Regions from separate parts of the Homo sapiens genome. Here region 2 is linked to region 1. A link is an interaction called in ENCODE POLR2A ChIA-PET data of the cell type or tissue named here. Cell type or tissue: OCI-LY7. All regions are shown on one strand. Links, peaks and the distances in the headings refer to the core of each region. The heading gives the core; the rest is flanking DNA.

Region 1 (8,604 bases), core at 131-8,130:
AAAGTTAGTGGCTTAAAATAGTAATTACTTAGTTCATTCTATGGGTCAGTCATTTGGGCTGGGTTCAGCTGAGCAGTTCTGCTGTTCTCAGCTGGTCTCCCCTTATGCCTATGGTCAACTACAGGTCAGCAGGGAGCTCTGCTTTTGAAGTCCAACGGCTGTCAACTGGGGCAGTGGTAGGAGGTAGGAGCACAGAGCTATGCATCTCTCATCCTGCAGCAGGCTAGCCCAGACTTGTTCTCATGGTAGTTGGTCAGGTTTCTAAGAGTGAATAGAAGCAGCAAGGCCTCTTGAGGCCTAGGCTCTGAACTGGCACACCATCACCTCATACTGTACTCGATTGCCCTAAGCAAGCCACAAAGCCAGTCCAGATTCAAGGAGCATCCATAAGGAAAGGGCATGGATAAAGAATTGGGGCCATTTTTGCTATCTATCACACAGATACAAATTACTCTTTTTTAAGGCACCAGTCTACTCCTATAACACTTAAAAACACATGTGTTCTATGTGTTTGGAATTAAAGACTGACCAGAAGCAAATAGGAAAGTATTAAAATTGTTCACATGTCATGACCCTGATGATGGTCCTCTTGTGAAGCTAAATTGTTTTGAAGCTTGGATGCTCTGAGACCTGGATGTGTATCACATTTTAAATCAGTCATTAATCCTGGATCCTTGCAATAAAATGATGTGAAACCCATAAATGAAGGTTTAAAACACAGCTGCAAATTTTTTTATTCTCTTCTCCTCGGGAGGTAGGATCTGTGCCTCCTTCCACTTAAATCTGGGTGAGCTTGTGACTACTTCAATACAATAGAGTATGAGACTTCTGAGGCTAAATCATAAAAGGCAATCTGCCTTGTTCATTGGAACACTCATACTAGGACTCCTGAGCTGCCATGTAAGAAGTTTGACTATTGAGAAGCCACCTATGCCAGAGAGGCCTTAGATAGGCACTCTGGAGGTAGTCTCTGCTAAGCCCAGCCATCCCAGTCAAAGATGCCAGATGAGTGAAGACGTCTCCAGATGATCCAGCTGTTTGAATCTTCCCAACTGAGGTCCCATACATTGTGGAGTAGAAAAAAGTCATCACTGCTGTGCCTATCTGAATTCCTGACCCACAAAATTCATGAAGTGATAAAGTGGTGGTGGTTTTATGCCACTAAATTTTGCAGTTGTTTGTTGCACAACAGTCAGTAACTGGAACAGCATAAGTGAATGGTCATGGGTGTGTTCCAATAAAAGTTTATGGACACTGAAATATGAATTTCACATAATTTTTATATGTCACAAAATATTTTTTAAATTGTTTTCAACCATTTAAAAATGTAAAAACCATTCTTAGCCTCCAGGCCATACTAAAAATAAGCAGTATGCTAGATTTGGCCCATGGGCTGTAGTTTGCTGACCCCGATCTAAAAGGTTGTGTAATAGTCATAAAATTTAAACTTGAGGGCTTCTCGTCAAGATGGCTCTGATTTCATACTTTAAATTCATATCTCCTTTCTTTAAAAGTGATAATAAAGTAAAAAATTAGACATATCTGTGGTCAAGAAAGTATAAATCTCTGGACCAGAAACAGATCAGACAATAAGTGAGGATTATTAGTTACAGGCCTATAGTTATGGACATTCTGGACTCTTAGGTCCAGAAAAAGGTAGAGATGGCTGGGAATTGTATTTCTGTAGATAATGGGATTAAAACATTCAGTGAATGGAGGAAATGATCCCTGACTGTGAAGTCAGAGATTGCCCATGAACAGAGACAGTAAAAAGATGTTGCTTCTGTTCAGAGTGGCAGGCAGGAGAGCAGAGAGAGACTTAGGACCAGGGACAAATGTATTATTGGCTCACTGTCTAAATCTGGAAGATTTTCAAAGAGATAAAGGAAGAATAACATCCATTACAAAATTTTTAAAGTCCAGTCCATACCTGGTAGGAACTCATTCTCGGAGATTTGATAATATTAGTGGTTAAAAATACTTTAAGTTAGTGATGGTACTATACACAGGCCACTCTGAGAGCATACTGCTGTTGATTGTCAAAGTGTGGGTGAGTCATAGTAGGGGAGGCATCCTAGAAGAGATTTGCTGTGCCTTATAAGGATAAGGCTCCTGTTTGCTGAGCCTTATAAGAATTAGTTTATATGTTTTAAAAGTGAGGAAGCAAGAAGAGGGTCCTCCTGGGAGAAGGGATGGTATAAAGCCTAGAGGTAGGAACTGCAGAGGTTCAGCATTGTTTGAGCATAAAACTGGGGCAGAATGTGGTGAGGGATAAAGCTGCAGAAGTAGACATGGCTTGATTGTGGAGGGCTGTGTTGGCCTTGATGAGGACCTTAATAAAGATCCTAGGAGCAAAGGACAGCCATTGAAATCTCTTGACCGTGGAGGCACATGATCCAATTTGTGTTTTAGATAGGTCTCTGGCAGTTGGGTGGAGGGTAAATTTGGGGACAACAAGATTAGGACTTTTAAAGCCAGTTAGGAAACTGCTCTTGCATTCTAGGTTTGAGGAAATAGATAGGTCCTAAACTAAGAAAATGACAGCTGAGATGGGAAAGGAACATTGATTTGGAAGATTATTTTAGAGGTTAACTGACAGGGCTTAATAATTGATTGGATGTTCCAGGGTAAGATATAGGAAAGAGTTCAGAGATTTTTCTAGATTTTGTGATGGCATAGAGGAAGGTGCCAACTGAGACCAGTTAGAAGGTAGGAAGAACTAGTGGAAAACAGAACATAGTTTCCTCAGTGTTGATCGTCTTCCAGCTTGATGTATCTGGTTGTCAGGACTTTTTTCTTTTTGTTGATGTATCTTTCCTATTCTTTCTTCCTTCCTTCTTTGCTTTGCTTTTCCCTCCTACCTTCCTGTCTCTTTCGCCTTTCCTTTCTATCTCCAGCTCTGGACCAGAGGACCTTGTTTTGGGAGCCATAAGCATGTGGGTAGGGCACTTCAGGGAACCACCATCACCTACAAGATGGTTAGAGGAAGAAAAAAAGTGTTAGCAACACAGGGAACTTGAAAAAAGCTTCTGGAAGCCAAAGGAGTAGTTTCAAGAAGGCCAGAGTGATCAGCGTGTCAAATGCAGCATACAGATACTTAAAGATGAGGGTTGGGAAGTATGCACATTTTTCCAAGAATTCTGGTGAGATAGAAGCAATTAAGGAGAGATTGAGAGTAAGGAAGGAGTTACAGACTGTAAACTACTTTTTGAGGAGTTTGCAAGAGAAGGCAAAGAAAGAAAGAAAGTGGATATTAGCTAGAGAAAAATGAAGTAGGGTCAAGAGATGGTTTGGGAATAAAGGTAGAGAGGTTGGAACCTGTTAACAGAAAGAAATCCAGCATAAAGGCAGAATTTGGAAGTTAAAAGGCAGATTTTTTCTGTTCATAGAAAATCATCCATATGTTTAGAGCTGTCTAGACATTAGAATAAATTGCTTGTTAGATAGTGAGCTCCTGGTCACTGGAGTAGTCAAGCAGAGCTTAGCTGTTTTCTGGTCAACTGTGTAGAAAGATACATTGGTGAGTGCCTTCAGGAGTTTTAGCCTGTGTTCAATTCCTAACAGTTTTCCCAAAGTTGCTTTAAGCATTATAAGTTAATGAGTTATTCTGTGGATCTGCCTTGCCTGGCAGCTCTCTAGAGATTTGTGGAATCACTAGACCAAGTTAATTTATTTGCCTTTGATCTTGAAGGATGAAATTAAACTGCAGATTTTCAGATAACAAAATATTGAGGCTTAGGGTCCAGGAAAGTTTCATCACATTGAACAATCAATCATGCTGTAGGCTCACAGGTATTTTTTTGACAAGATGGTCACTTTCCACACACAGCAACAAAGAGTCTTTGTTTCAAAATTTTGAGTTTAATTTTTTATCTGTCCATTTTTGTAAAATGGCGTTAACTCAGAATAATTAAAATAGGGCTAAGATAATAGGAGAAATGAATAGAAAGGAAAAACCTGCTTTCTTCTGTGTTTCATATTCCTATCTGGATGTTTTTGGTTTTCTAGGGCCAAGGGGAGGTAATTAGGTTCCATCCATGACTTAGATCTTTTAGTGATCTCTTTCGTTAACATTTAAAACAATTCAGGGGTAACTTGTTGTTTTGTCTCAAATGACTCAGGTACTGTTTCCAAATCTGGCTTCCTGGGGCGGCTACTGGAGCATGAACAGCAAAAATGACTGAACTCAACTAATTCTCAGAAAGCCATATTTTAGTCAGTACTTTCCAGCTTTCTCACTCATCATTGCTTTTACAGAACTAACAAGTGTTGTAACTAACTGATTAGCCTTTTATTTCTTCTCGAGTTACACATTTTAAATTCTGTTAACCTTTCAGAATGCTAATAAGTAGTGAAATGACTAAAATCCAGGCAGGGAGACTAGAAAATGCAAGGACTGAGAAAACAGCTCCCCGCTCCCAAGGCAAAACCAGGAATACCAGGTGTGGTGAATATTTATCTTTTGAGGAAAAATAGATATACTTCCTTGTTACAAAGTGACTTGCTTTCTTCTGGGCCCACAGATAGGGGGTCAGCCTCCCAATTATCCCCAGGCTTGTAAGTTTTACCCGTTTCTTAGCCTGTTTGTTTCCTCACTCTGGAAGAGTACAGTAAGTGAAAATCTCACAAAATGATAGGTTGATTCTTTCTCTTTCTCAAATTAATACTTTCCAGATATGTAGGAACATTAATAAACTGCTCTTTTTATCATATACTTGCTTTTTTAATAGTTAATTTTTAAATTTTGAGTTAATTTTTTATTTTGAGTTAAGAGATTTTGAGATAATAAATTTAGACAGGAGTTGCAAAAATAGTGCAGAGAGCAAACTTCCCATTCCAGACAGGATGGAGTAGACACATTTCAGTCTATTCCAATTCAAAGTAATGATACAGTGAGTTTAAAGGTAAATGGAAAATTAACCAGGCACAGTAGTGCACACCTGTAGTCCTAGCTACCTGGGAGGCTGAGGCAGGAGGATTGCTTGAGCCCAGGAATTGGAGGTTATGGTGAGCTACGATTGTGCCACTGCACTCCAGCCTGTGTGACAGAGCAAGACCGTATCTCAAAATAAAAAGTAAATGGATGGAAAAAAAATATCATGCAAACACCAATCAAAAGAAAACTGGAGTGGCTATACTAATATCAGATAATTAGATATCACAGCAAAGAAAATTACCAGGGACTAAAAGAATGATACAAAGGGTCGATCCACCAAGAAGGCATAGCAATTTTAAATGTGTATGCACCACATAACAGAGCTTCAAAGAACACAAAGCAAAACCCAACAGACCTGAATTGAGAAATAGACAAACCCAAACCCACAATTATGCTTGAGAATGTTAATACCCCTCTTTCAGTAATTGATAGAACCAGTAGACAGAAAATCAGCAAAGATATAGAAGAAATAACACCACCAGTCAACCAGATTTAATTGACATTTATAGAATGCTTCACCCAACAACAGCATAATATACTTACTTTTCAAGTGCACAAGCAACATTCACCAAGGTTGACTACATCCCAGGTCATAAAACAAACCTCAACAAATGGAAAAGAAGTGAAATCATATAGAGTATATTCTCAGACCATAATAGAATCAAAGTAGAAATCAAAAACAGAAAGACGGCTGGGTGTGGTGGCTCACGCCTCTAATCCTAGCACTTTGGGAGGCCAAGGCGGACAGATCACTTAAGGTCAGGAGTTCGAGACCAGCCTGGCCAACATGGTGAAATCCCCTCTCTACTAAAAATACAAAAATCAGCCGGGCGTGGTGGCACATGCCTGTAATCCCAGCTGCTCAGGAGGCTGAGGCACGAGAATTGCTTTAACCCAGGAGGCGGAGGTTGCAGTGAGCTGAGATCGTGCCACTGCACTCCAGCCTGGGCAACAGAGTGAGACTCTGTCTCAAAAAAGGAAAAAAACAAAACAAAACAGAAAGACTACAAGAAGTTCTCCAAACACTTGGAAACTAAGCGTCACACTTCTCATCAGTACAGTGGCTTGAATGCCTGAATGTAGATGAAAATATACCATATCAAAACTCGTGGCAGGGCGCAGTGGCTCACGCCTGTAATCCCAGCACTTTGGGAGGCCAAGGCGGACAGATCACCTGAGGTCAGGAGTTCAAGACCAGCCTGGCCAACATGGCGAAACCCTGTCTCTACTTAAAATACAAAAATTAGGTGAGTGTGGTGGCAGGCACCCAGCTACTCAGGAGGCTGAGGCACAAGAATTGCTCGAACCCGGGAGGCAGAGGTTGCAGTGAGCCAAGATCGCTCCACTGCACTCCAGCCTGGGTGACAAGAGCGAAACTCCATCTCAAAAAGAAAAACTTGTGGGGCGTAACTTAAATGAGTGCTAAGAAGGAAATTTAGAGCACTGAATGCTTATATGAGGAAAAGATGAAAGGCCTCAAATGAATAATCTAAGCTCCCACTTTAACTAGAAAAAGAAGAGCAAGATAAACCCAAAGTAAGTGAAGGAAGGAAATAATAAAAGAACAAAAGTCAATGTAATCAAAAACAGAAAAACAGAAAAAGCAATCCATCTAAAAACTGGTTCTTCCAAAAGAGAGATTCTGACTTAATTGGTAATGGGTGCAATTTGGACATTGGGATTTTTGTAAGTTCTCCATATGATTCCCATGTGTAATGGGGGTTGAGAACCTCTGCTGGGGAGGCCAAATACATTTTTTTGGGATTTAACATGTATTGGCATTTATCTACCAGACCCTTTGATTTCTCCCCAGGGAAATTTGTTGCCATTTCATTTTCCCTCATTTTTTGTTGCCTTCAAAGTCAGTACTGACTTGTATGTTAACTTCCATGTCTGACTGCTCCTTTGCCATGGGCATTGATCTGACCAGAGGTGAGGGTTTAACAGTAACCCTCCTTCATGTCACACCCATATCCTATTTGATTGATCTTGGGATTAACTCAAACCCCCCTCTAATTGGTTTGTCACACATCATTGGTTAACAGTTTTAGGCTGTGATCACCCAAGCCACAGTGTTTGGTGCACCTGGTCCTGTGACCCTGGCTCTGTGGGAGCCAAAGGACTTGGTTTCTCAGTTTTTTCCTTGTCTGTCCTCTTTCTGGTGGCCAGTACAGTGCCTGCCCTCTGTTAGCACAGTATTAAAAGTTGGTGTGCAGTGGATTTGAACTTGCTCAGTAAGTTTGGGGTCATTTCTGTGTGTTTAACCTTATATGTGAGGTTTACATGCCTCACATATAAGGCATGTTACGTTGTTACGAAAACCTGGGATAAAGGTTGTTTTTCCTTCTAATAAATTGGGATGATTACTTTAAATCACATGAACGTTATTGTAAATGTATAATGGGTACATGTGGGTAAAAATTTCAGTGTGGAAACAACTCACAGCAGCAGATAAAACAATGGGAAATCGTTTTTTTAAATCGTTTGAGTTTCTATCTGGAGAAAGAATTGTGTATTTCATAGTAAAAGCATCTCTTATTGATTTACTTTACTCTTAAGAGGTCTTATCTGCAAATGGTATTTTATCTTAAAGGGACTTGTTTTGTACATGTATATATCTTTTTATTCTTAAGATACCAAGTTGACTTATCTGGGTAGTTGAAATTTTTTTTTTTTTTTTTTTTTTTTGAAACGGAGTTTCACTATTGTTGCCCAGGCTGGAGTGCAATGGCGCGATCTCGGCTCACTGCAACCTCTGCCTCCTGGGTTCAAGCAATTCTCCAGCCTCAGCCTCCCGAGTAAGTGGGATTACAGGCGACTGCCACCATGCCCAGCTAATTTTTGTATTTTTAGTAGAGACGGGGTTTCACCATGTTGGCCAGGCTGGTCTGAAACTCCTGACCTCAAGTGATCCGCCTGCCTCGGCCTCCCAACGTGCTGGGATTACAGGCGTAAGCCCCCGTGCCCAGCTGAAATTTTTGAATATATGTACATAAATTAAGAAAATGTACTGCAAAATTTTTAAAAGTTATTGGAACTGGGGGCCTTTTCTTCAAAAGACATAAAGCAGGCCGGGCACAGTGGCTCACGCCTGTAATCCCAGCACTTTGGAAGGCTGAGGCGGGCAGATCACGAGGTCAGGAGATCGAGACCATCCTGGCTAACACGGTGAAACCCTGTCTCTACTAAAAAATACAAAAAATTAGCCGGGCGTGGTGGCGGGCGCCTGTAGTCCCAGCTACTTGGGAGGCTGAGGCAGGAGAATGGCGTGAACCTGGGAGGCGGAGCTTGCAGTGAGCTGAGATTGCGCTACTGCACTCCAGCCTGGGCGACAGAGCGAGACTCCGTCTAAAAAAAAAAAAAAAAGACATAAAGCAGATTTTAATTTAGAAAGGGCTAGCACCATTAAAATCTGTCAAGATAACATTATAGAGTTGACCACCGAGTGAGGTCTATAGCAGCCAAACAGTGAGCTGAGAAATTAGGGATTGGGGTGGGGAGTGTTAGGAGAGTGATAATTCAATTGTATTCTTCAAATTTTCAATGTTCTTTCTTTCAGTAAACATTTTTTTTAGTTTAGACCGGAGGTTGACAAATCAGCGTGTGAGCTAAATCTAGCTTGTCACTTATTTTGATATGGCCTACAAGCATACAGAATGGTTTTTACA
Region 2 (8,604 bases), core at 250-8,249, 530 kb after region 1:
TCAGCCTCCCAAGTAGCTGGGATTACAGGTGCCTGCTACCATGCCCAGCTCATTTTTGTATTTCTAGTAGAGACAGGGTTTCACCATGTTGGCCAGGCTAGTCTCGAACTCCTGACCTCAGGTGATTCACCTGCCTCGGCCTCCCAGAGTGCTGGGATTACAGGCATGAGCCACCACACCCAGCCCCAGTCTCTTTATTTTAAATGTGCTTCTAGGCTGGGCATGGTGGCTCATGCCTGTAATCCCAGCACTTTGGGAGGCCGAGGTGGGTGGATCACCTGAGGTCAGGAGTTCGAGACCAGCCTGACCAACATAGAGAAACCCTGTCTCTACTAAAAATACAAAATTAGCCGGGCATGGTGGCGGATGCCTGTAATCCCAGCTATTTGGGAGGCTGAGGCAGGAGAATTGCTTGAACCCAGGAGGCGGAGGTTGCAGTGAGCCGAGATCACGCCATTGCACTCCAGCCCGGGCAACAAGAACAAAACTCCATCTCAAAAAAAAAAAAGTGCTTCTAGTAAATAACACATAACTTTTGTTTTATAACCCAATGTTACAGTCCCTCTCTTATAGGAGAACCCAATCCATTCAGTTTATCAGTGATATGCCTGTTTTTGTGTGTTCCATCGGACTTTGTTTCCTTTTTTCGATTTTGTTATTGTTTCCACCTTTTCAATTTTCTTACATTTGTTGGCTCTCTCAAGCTTCTGTTTATTCCCCTTCTCCCTCCCTTAGTAATTTGGAAGTTCTACTCTGCTTATCAATTCTTCTGATGATTATCTTTCCATTCCTTATAAGCATAATTCACATTTTCTCTATTGGTAGATTAAGCACACACATGGGCGCACACACACACACACACACACACACACACACACACACACAGGTGTGTTACTGGCCTTTACTCCTAATTTCTCAGGAGAATGAACCATTTAGAATGTTTTTACCTCTTCATTCTGCCCTCACCCAAAATTTCTGTTCTTAGAAAAGAACAGATCTTTTTTTTTCTGAGTTTTTTTTTTTTTTAATTAGAAGAGACGCTGGAAGCATGATGACAGCAGCGTAGTTTTCACTCTCTTGTTATGCCAGCATACAGACAGAGCAACCAGATGACAAAATCAAAACCCATGGGTAATATTTACGGTGAGGCCAGTAGACACAGTGTCCCCAGTGTGGCAGATTTTCTGCAGATAGGGCTGCCAGCTGTATTTCCAACCCTGTATGTGTTTGCCACCCTCCCATCAAGACATGGTGCCTATTTTTTCATCCTTTGTGTCTGGGCTGGCCTTGTGTTCCATTTGACCAATAAGGTATGGTAGAAATGGCATTCTGGGACTTCTGAGCCCAACCTTAAAAGACATTGAACTTTTGCTTTAGTGAGAGGGGAATCAAGATACCCTGTAAAGAGGTCTGTGCTGTCCTTCTGAAGACAGAGGTCCTGGAAGATGAGACACTTTTTAAAAATAGGTCATGCAGCGCTGTGGCAGCCACCCAGCTAGCTCAGTTGGTAGAGCATGAGACTCTTAAATATAGGCCATGTACATAACTGAGGCCCCAGCTGGCAGCTAGCACTGAGGTCTCAGTCGTATCATGAAATTATCTTGCATCCTCCAGTACCATTCCAGCTTCTCCAGGCATCATATAGAGAAGAAACAAGTCTGGGCGTGGTGGTTCACACCTGTAATCCCAGCACTTTGGTAGGCCGAAGCAGGCAGATCATCTGAAGCAGTGAAGCAAGGAGTTTGAGACCAGCCTGGGTAGCAAAGCAAGACCTCATCTCTACTAAAATATATTAGTCAGGCACAGTGGCACATGCTGGTAGTCCCAGCTACTCAGGAGGCTGAGGTGGGAGGATTGCTGTGCCCAGGATTTTGAGGCTGCAGTGAGCTATGATCGCACTACTGTACTCCAATGGTCAACAGAACAAGATCCCACCTCTTAAAAAAAAGAAGAAGAAGAAGAAACGAGCCATCCCCACTGAGCCATGCCCAGATTCGTGAGCAATAAAATAGTTATTAATCCACTAAGTTTTGGTGTGGTTTACTTACACAGCAATAGATAGCTGAAATATCCATGAATATCAAAATACACATGAGTAAGCCCAAGTCACCAACAGCCACAACAACTTCATGGTACAATTATCTGTATAGGAAAAAGCAGGGGGAAGTAAGCAGTATTTGCCAGACCTGAGAACACAATACCAAAACAGCCAATGGGCATGGCAGACCAACTTGAATTCAGCAGCTGAAACTGGGAGGAATTTTGCAAAATTCAGCAACGAGTGAGAGGGGTCTGCAGGAAGGTTGGAAGGGGTTGGAGCAGACTATAATAATTCCTAGGAACTCTTTTTTCTTTCTTTCTTTTCTTTTCTTTTCTTGGATCATGGCCGGAGTGCAGTGCCATGATCTTGGCTCACCTAAGCCTCAACCTCCCAGGCTCAAGCAATCCTCTCCCCGCAGCCTCCCGAATAGCTGAGACTACAGGCACATGCCATCACACTGAGCTCATTTCTTAAATTTTTAGTGGAGACAAAGTCTAGCTATGTTGCCCAGGCTGGTCTTGAACTCCTGAGCTCAAGTGATCCTCCTGCCTCAACTTCCCAAAATGCCAGGATTACAGGCATGAGCCACCATGCCCAGCCTTCTATGAACTCTTAAGACGGACTGTGCTTGGGGGGTTCCCAGGACCAACCTCAGGTTCACTGATTGACTATGAAGGACTCAGAATTCAGCAATGGAAAAGGGCACATAGGGCAGAGTCCAGGGGAAACAAGGATCAAGCTTTGGGTTCGCCCTTCTTGGTGTAGTCATACGGCCAGTGCTTAATTCTCCTAGCAAGATGTGGGGTAACATACATGAAATATTACCAACCATGGGCTCTCACTTTAGCCTCGGTGTCTGTGGTTTTTATTTGGAGTCAGTTTCAGGCATGGCCAACTACCTGTGTGGTTGACCTTACTCAGTCCTTCCAAGGTTCACGCTGATACTGCACAGCCCAAGACTCACCAAGAATCACAGCTATCTGGCATGGCTCATGCACTCAAGTAAACAAAGATTTCTTAACAGGCAGTATATTCCAAGGGTTTAGAGCAGTGGTCCCCAACCTTTTTGGCACCAGGGACCAGTTTTGTGGAAGACAATCTTTCCATGGACATGGAGCGGGGTGGAGGGGGATGGTTTTGGGATGAAACTGTTCCATCTCAGATCACCAGGCGTTAGATTCTCATAAGGAGTGTGCAACCTAGATCCCTTGCATGCGCAGTTCACAATAGAGTTTGTGCTCCTATGAGAATCTAATGCTGCCACTGATCTGACAGGAGGTGGAGCTCAAGCAGTATCGCTCCCTTGCCTGCTTCTCACCTCCTGCTGTGCGGCCCAGTTCCTAACAGGCCTTGGACTCATACTGGTCTGTGGACTGGCAGTTGGGGACCCCTGACTTACAGGTTATATCCCAGGAGCTGGGGCAAGGGCCAAACCTTTCCTTGGAATGCACAAGGTTTAAACAACCCAGACCTCCTAAGTTAATTCTTTACTGTATGATGACATACCAGGGCTGTCTTCTAGGACAGCAGACCACACTAAGAAACTACTGGGAGTGAAACAAAAATTAAGCAAGATAGGGCAATAGTAAATGTAATTTTTTTTGTTTTGTTTTTTTTCTGAGATGGTCTTGCTCTGTTGCCCAGGCTGGAGTGCAGTGGTGCGATCATAGCTCACTGCAGCCTCATCCTCCCCAGGCTCAAGTGATACTCCCACCTCAGCTTCCTGAGTAGCTGAGACAACGGGTGCATGCCATCACAGCTGGCTAATTTTTTGTATTTTTTTTGTAGAGATGGGGTTTCACTGTGTTGCCCAGGCTGGTCTCAAACTCCTGGGCTCAAGCAGTCCACCCACCTCGGCCTTTGAAATTGCTGGGATTATAGGCATTCGCCACTGCACCCAGCCTCTCATGTTTGTTTTGTTTTGTTTTTATTATTATTTAATTGACAAAGAAAAATTGTATATATTTATGGTATTAATAGAGGTAGAGGGAAAAAACAGTCTTTCTTTCTTTTCTTTTTTTTTTTGTTTTTTGAGATGGGGTCTTGCTCTGTCTCCCAGGCTGGAGTGCAGTGGCGTGATCTTGGCTCACTACAACCTCCACCTCCCGGGTTCAAGCGATTCTCCTGCCTCAGCCTCCTGAGTAGCTGGGATTACAGGCACCCGCCATCATGCCCGGCTAATTTTTGTATTTTTGTAGAGACGGGGTTTTACCATGTTGGCCAGGCTAGTCTTGAACTCTTGACCTCGGGTGATCTGCCCACCTCGGCCTCCCAAAGTGCTGGGATTACAGGCATGAGCCACCACGCCTGGCCGAAACAGTGTTTCTCTTACCCTAACACAGCCAACATAACACTTCTGACATTAGATTCTCCAGTGGATACCACCTGGGTGTCCTCCAATTCAATTCTGACGCTACCTGAAAATACTGCCATTAGAGGGCTCAATACCACAAGACTGCCCCCACTTCAGATGCCAATTGTAAGTCCCAGGTTGTGACCTACACGTCTGACCAACCAGCTATAAATCAATGACCCCCTCTTTGGGTTCAATTAATTTGCTAGAGCAGCTCCTAGAATTTAGGGAAACATTACTTACATTTACCTATTTATTATCAAGGGTATTACAAAGGATGCAGATGAATAGCAGATGGAAGAGATGCATAGAGTGAGGAATGGGGGAAGGGGTGCAGAGCTTCCATGCCCTCTCTAGTCATGCCACCCTCTAGGAATCTCACTGTGTTCAACTATCTGGAAGCTCATCCAAAGCCAGTTCTTTTGGGCTTTTATGGAAACTTCATTATGTAGGCATGATTGGTTATGTAATTGGCCATTGGTGATCAATTCAACATTTTGCCCTTCTCCCCTCCCCAGAGTTTATGGTGAGTCTGCAAGTCTCAATCCTGTAATCATGTCTTGGTCTTTCTGGTGACCATCCACCATCCTGAGGCTATCTGGGGGCCACCAGTCATCATCATCTCATTAGTGTAAAAAGTCACTCATCACTCTGGAGATTCCAAGGCTTTTAGGAACTCTGTGCCAGGAAATGGGGAATGTATTAGACTGTTCTTGTACTGCTATAAAGAAATACCTGAGACTGGGTGATTTATAAAGAAAAGAGGTTTAATTGGCTCACAGTTCCACAGGCTGTACAGGAAGCATAGCGGCTTCTGCTTCTGGGGAGGCCTCAGGAAACTTACAACCACGGCAGAAGTCAAAGGGGAAGCAGGCATGTCTTACATGGCCAGCGCATGAGGGAGAGAGGGTGGAGGTTCCATACACTTTTAAACAACCAGATCTTTTGAGAACTTAGCACCAAGGGGATGGTGCTAAGCCATTCATAAGAAACTGTCTCCATGATCCAGTCACCTTCCACCAGGGCCCTCTTCCAATACTGAGGATTACAATTCAACATGATATTTGGGCAGGGACACAGATCCAAACCATATCAGGTGATGAAGACCAAATATATATATATCTTATTATAAATCATAATATCACAGGAGCACAACATGATGTTATGAAATATGTATACATTGTAGAATGGCCAAATCAAGCTGATTAACATATACATAACCTCAAATATTTATCTGTGGTGAGAGCCCTTAAAATCTATTTTCAGCAGTTTTCATGTATACAATACATTGTATATTAGCCTGTTTTCATACTGCTATAAAGAACTGCCTGAGACTGGGTAATTTATAAAGGAAAGAGGTTTAATTGACTCACAGTTCCGCATGGCTGGGGAGGCCTCAGGAAACTTACAATCATGGCAGAAGGTGAAGGGGAAGCAAGGCACCTTCCTCACAAGGCGGTAGGGAGAAGTGCTGAGCGAAGGGGGAAGAACCCATAATAAAACCATCAGCTCTTGTGAGAACTCACTCACTATCATGAGAACAGCATGGAGGAAACTGCCCCCATGATTCAATTACTTCCACTTGGTGTCTCCCTTGACACATAGGGATTATGGGAATTACAATTCAAGATGAGATTTAGGTGGGGGCACAAAGCTTAACCATATCAATTGTTATTAACTATAGTCACCATGTTGTACAATAGATCTCTTGAACTTGCATATACATTTCCTTTGGCTACTGTAACAAAATACCTTAAACTTGGTGGCTTGAAACAACAGAAGTTTATTTTCTCATGGTTATAAAGGCCAGAAGTCTGAAATCAATATCACTGGGCCAAAATCAAGTATCAGCAGGGCTCTGCTCCCACCAGAGGCTGCCAGGATTCCTTGGCTTATGGCCACATCACTCCAGCCTCCGCTTCTGTAGTCACATTGTCTTCTCTTTTGTGCCATCTCCTTCTACCTCTCTCTAATAGGAACATTTATGATGGCATTTAGGGCTCATCTAGATAATTCAGGTGATCTCCTCATGGCAAGTTCCTTAACTTAATCACATCTGCAAAGTCCTTTTTTTGGCCAAATAATATAGCCAAATATGCCAAATTATGGCCAAATACTATATCTTTTAGGGAGTCATTATTCAACCTACACAATCCACTCTGTGGTTCCCAAACATTGATGTTCATCCCACCTACAAAGTACATTCACCCTATCCCAGCACCCTCAAAAGTGTCAACTCATTACAGCATCGACTCAAGTTCAAAATCTTAGCTAAATATCATCAGCTCAGAAGTCTCAAATCTTATCATGTAAATCAGGTTTCAGTGAGACTCTATGGCAACCCAGGGGACAATTCCCCTTCATTTGTGGACCTTGTGAAACAAGAAAATGAGTTATCTATTCCCAAAATGTAAGCATGGGACAGGCATCAGATAACAGTTATAGACATTCTCATTCTAAAAGGGAGAAAAATTGAAGGAATTAAGAAGTCATAGTTACCAAGCCACTTTGAAACCCAGCAGGGGAGATTCCATTAGGGTTCAAGGCCTTGAAATAATCCTCAGTAGTTCATGAATTGACACTATGGGCCCAAAACTCCATCCCTTTTATTGAAGGGTAGCTCAGGTTTGAAGCTTAGTAGTTTTATTGCCTGCAGAATTTTTGGAATCTGGAAGCCTTCCTTCATTTCATTCCATCTCTGTCTCTCAGTATAAGCTGGCAATGTTTCTGCTGGCATAACATTCTTTGAAAACCTTGTGGATCTCCTGTATATGTCACAGGGATTCACACTATCAGGCAGGAGGGCCACAGGCTTTTCCTCGTTAATCTCATCTCTACTCCTGGCTTCTGCTGTGAAGATTGAGAGGATCCATGAATTACATGCCTAATCTCTTCGGTAGTAGCAAAAAGTTACCCAGCCATACCTTTGTTCTCTCCAGAGCATGCTTTCCTAAAAGCAAATGTCCTAATTTTAGTAGCTTTGGCAACCTGGATAGGCTAAGAATTTCCCATATTATCAACTCCTGATTCTTTCTTTTTCTTTCTTCTTTTGTTTTCCTTTTTTTTTTTTTTTTTTTTTTTTTTTTTTGAGACGGAGTCTCACTCTGTCACCCAGGCTGGAGTGCAGTGGTGCAATCTTGGCTCACTGCAATCTCTGCCTCCGGGGTTCACGCAATTCTCAGCCTCCAGAGCAACTGGAATTACAGGTGCGTGCCACCACACCCGGCTGATTTTTATATCTTTATTAGAGATGGGGTTTTGCCATGATGGCCAGGCTGGTCTTGAACTCCTGACCTCAAGTGATTCTCCTTCCTTGGCCACCCAAAGTGTCAGGATTACAGGCGGGAGCCACCGCGCCTGGCCCTGATTCATTTTTGCTTAGCAGTTCTTCTCTCAGTTTATCACTTTCCTCTCATCACATTTTACCATAAGCAGCAAGAAAAAACCAGGCTGCACTTCAACACTTTGCTTGGAAATCCCCTTAGCTAAATAAGCAAGTTCACTGCTTATAAGTCTGCTTTCAGCATAACTGTAGGACACAATTAACTTAATTGCTAAGTTTTCTGTCACTTTATAATGAAGATCACCTTTCCTATAGTTTCCAATAAGATTTTCCTTCTTAGCCCTCACCAGCAGCACTTTTAATGGTCATATTTATACTAACATGCTTATGATGATACATGTCTTCTCTAAGATGATATAGACTTTCTCTACCATCTTCTTTACTTCTTCTGAGTCCTCACCAGCAGTGCTTTCAACATCCATATTTCTACCAACAGGGTGTTTTGGGTAATCTAGGAGTTTTCTATAATGTTTCTCAACATTCTTCCAGCCTCTACCTATTATCTAATTACTCTATTCCAAAGCCACTTCCACATTTTTGGGTATTTTTTACAGCAACACCCCACTTTCGCTACCAAACGTTTCCTATTGCTAGTGTAACAAATTACCACAAACTTGGTGACTTAAAACAACAGAAATTTATTTGTTCACAATTCTAGAGGCCAGAAATCTAAAATCAGTATGGCTGGGCCAAGATCAAGGTGTTGGCAAGGCCGTACTCTCTTCATTCCTTGGCTCTTCCAGCTGCTGGTGGCCGCTGGCATTCCTTGGCTTGTGACCACAGCACTCGAATCTATGCCTCTGTATTCATATTTTCTTCTCCTATTTGTGTCATCTTCCTCTGCCTCCCTCTTATAACGACACCTGT

Evidence for each region. Peaks named below come from ENCODE experiments on the same cell type or tissue, not always from the same donor. Only the 100,000 strongest peaks of a DNase experiment are listed, where the experiment ranks them.
Region 2: POLR2A ChIA-PET joins it to region 1 with 6 read pairs; 1 of 35 experiments calls an interaction of 5 or more read pairs at or near these places.

What each region holds. Positions count from the first base shown.
Region 1 is chrX:46,963,509-46,972,112 of GRCh38, forward strand. All of the region lies in intron 1 of JADE3 (jade family PHD finger 3), which reads left to right. Among named protein-coding and RNA genes, the nearest start is that of JADE3, 55 kb to the left of the region's middle. RefSeq lists an enhancer at 131-310. In OCI-LY7, for the core only: no CTCF peak of the experiment used is centred there; a DNase peak (open chromatin) is centred at 4,143; H3K4me3 peaks cover 1,169 bases; H3K27ac peaks cover 658 bases.
Region 2 is chrX:47,488,581-47,497,184 of GRCh38, forward strand. It overlaps LOC124905183 (a long non-coding RNA gene), which reads right to left. Exons shown (of 2, transcript XR_007068224.1): 2 at 8,356-8,600. Among named protein-coding and RNA genes, the nearest start is that of ZNF41, 9.7 kb to the left of the region's middle. In OCI-LY7, for the core only: no CTCF peak of the experiment used is centred there; a DNase peak (open chromatin) is centred at 3,761.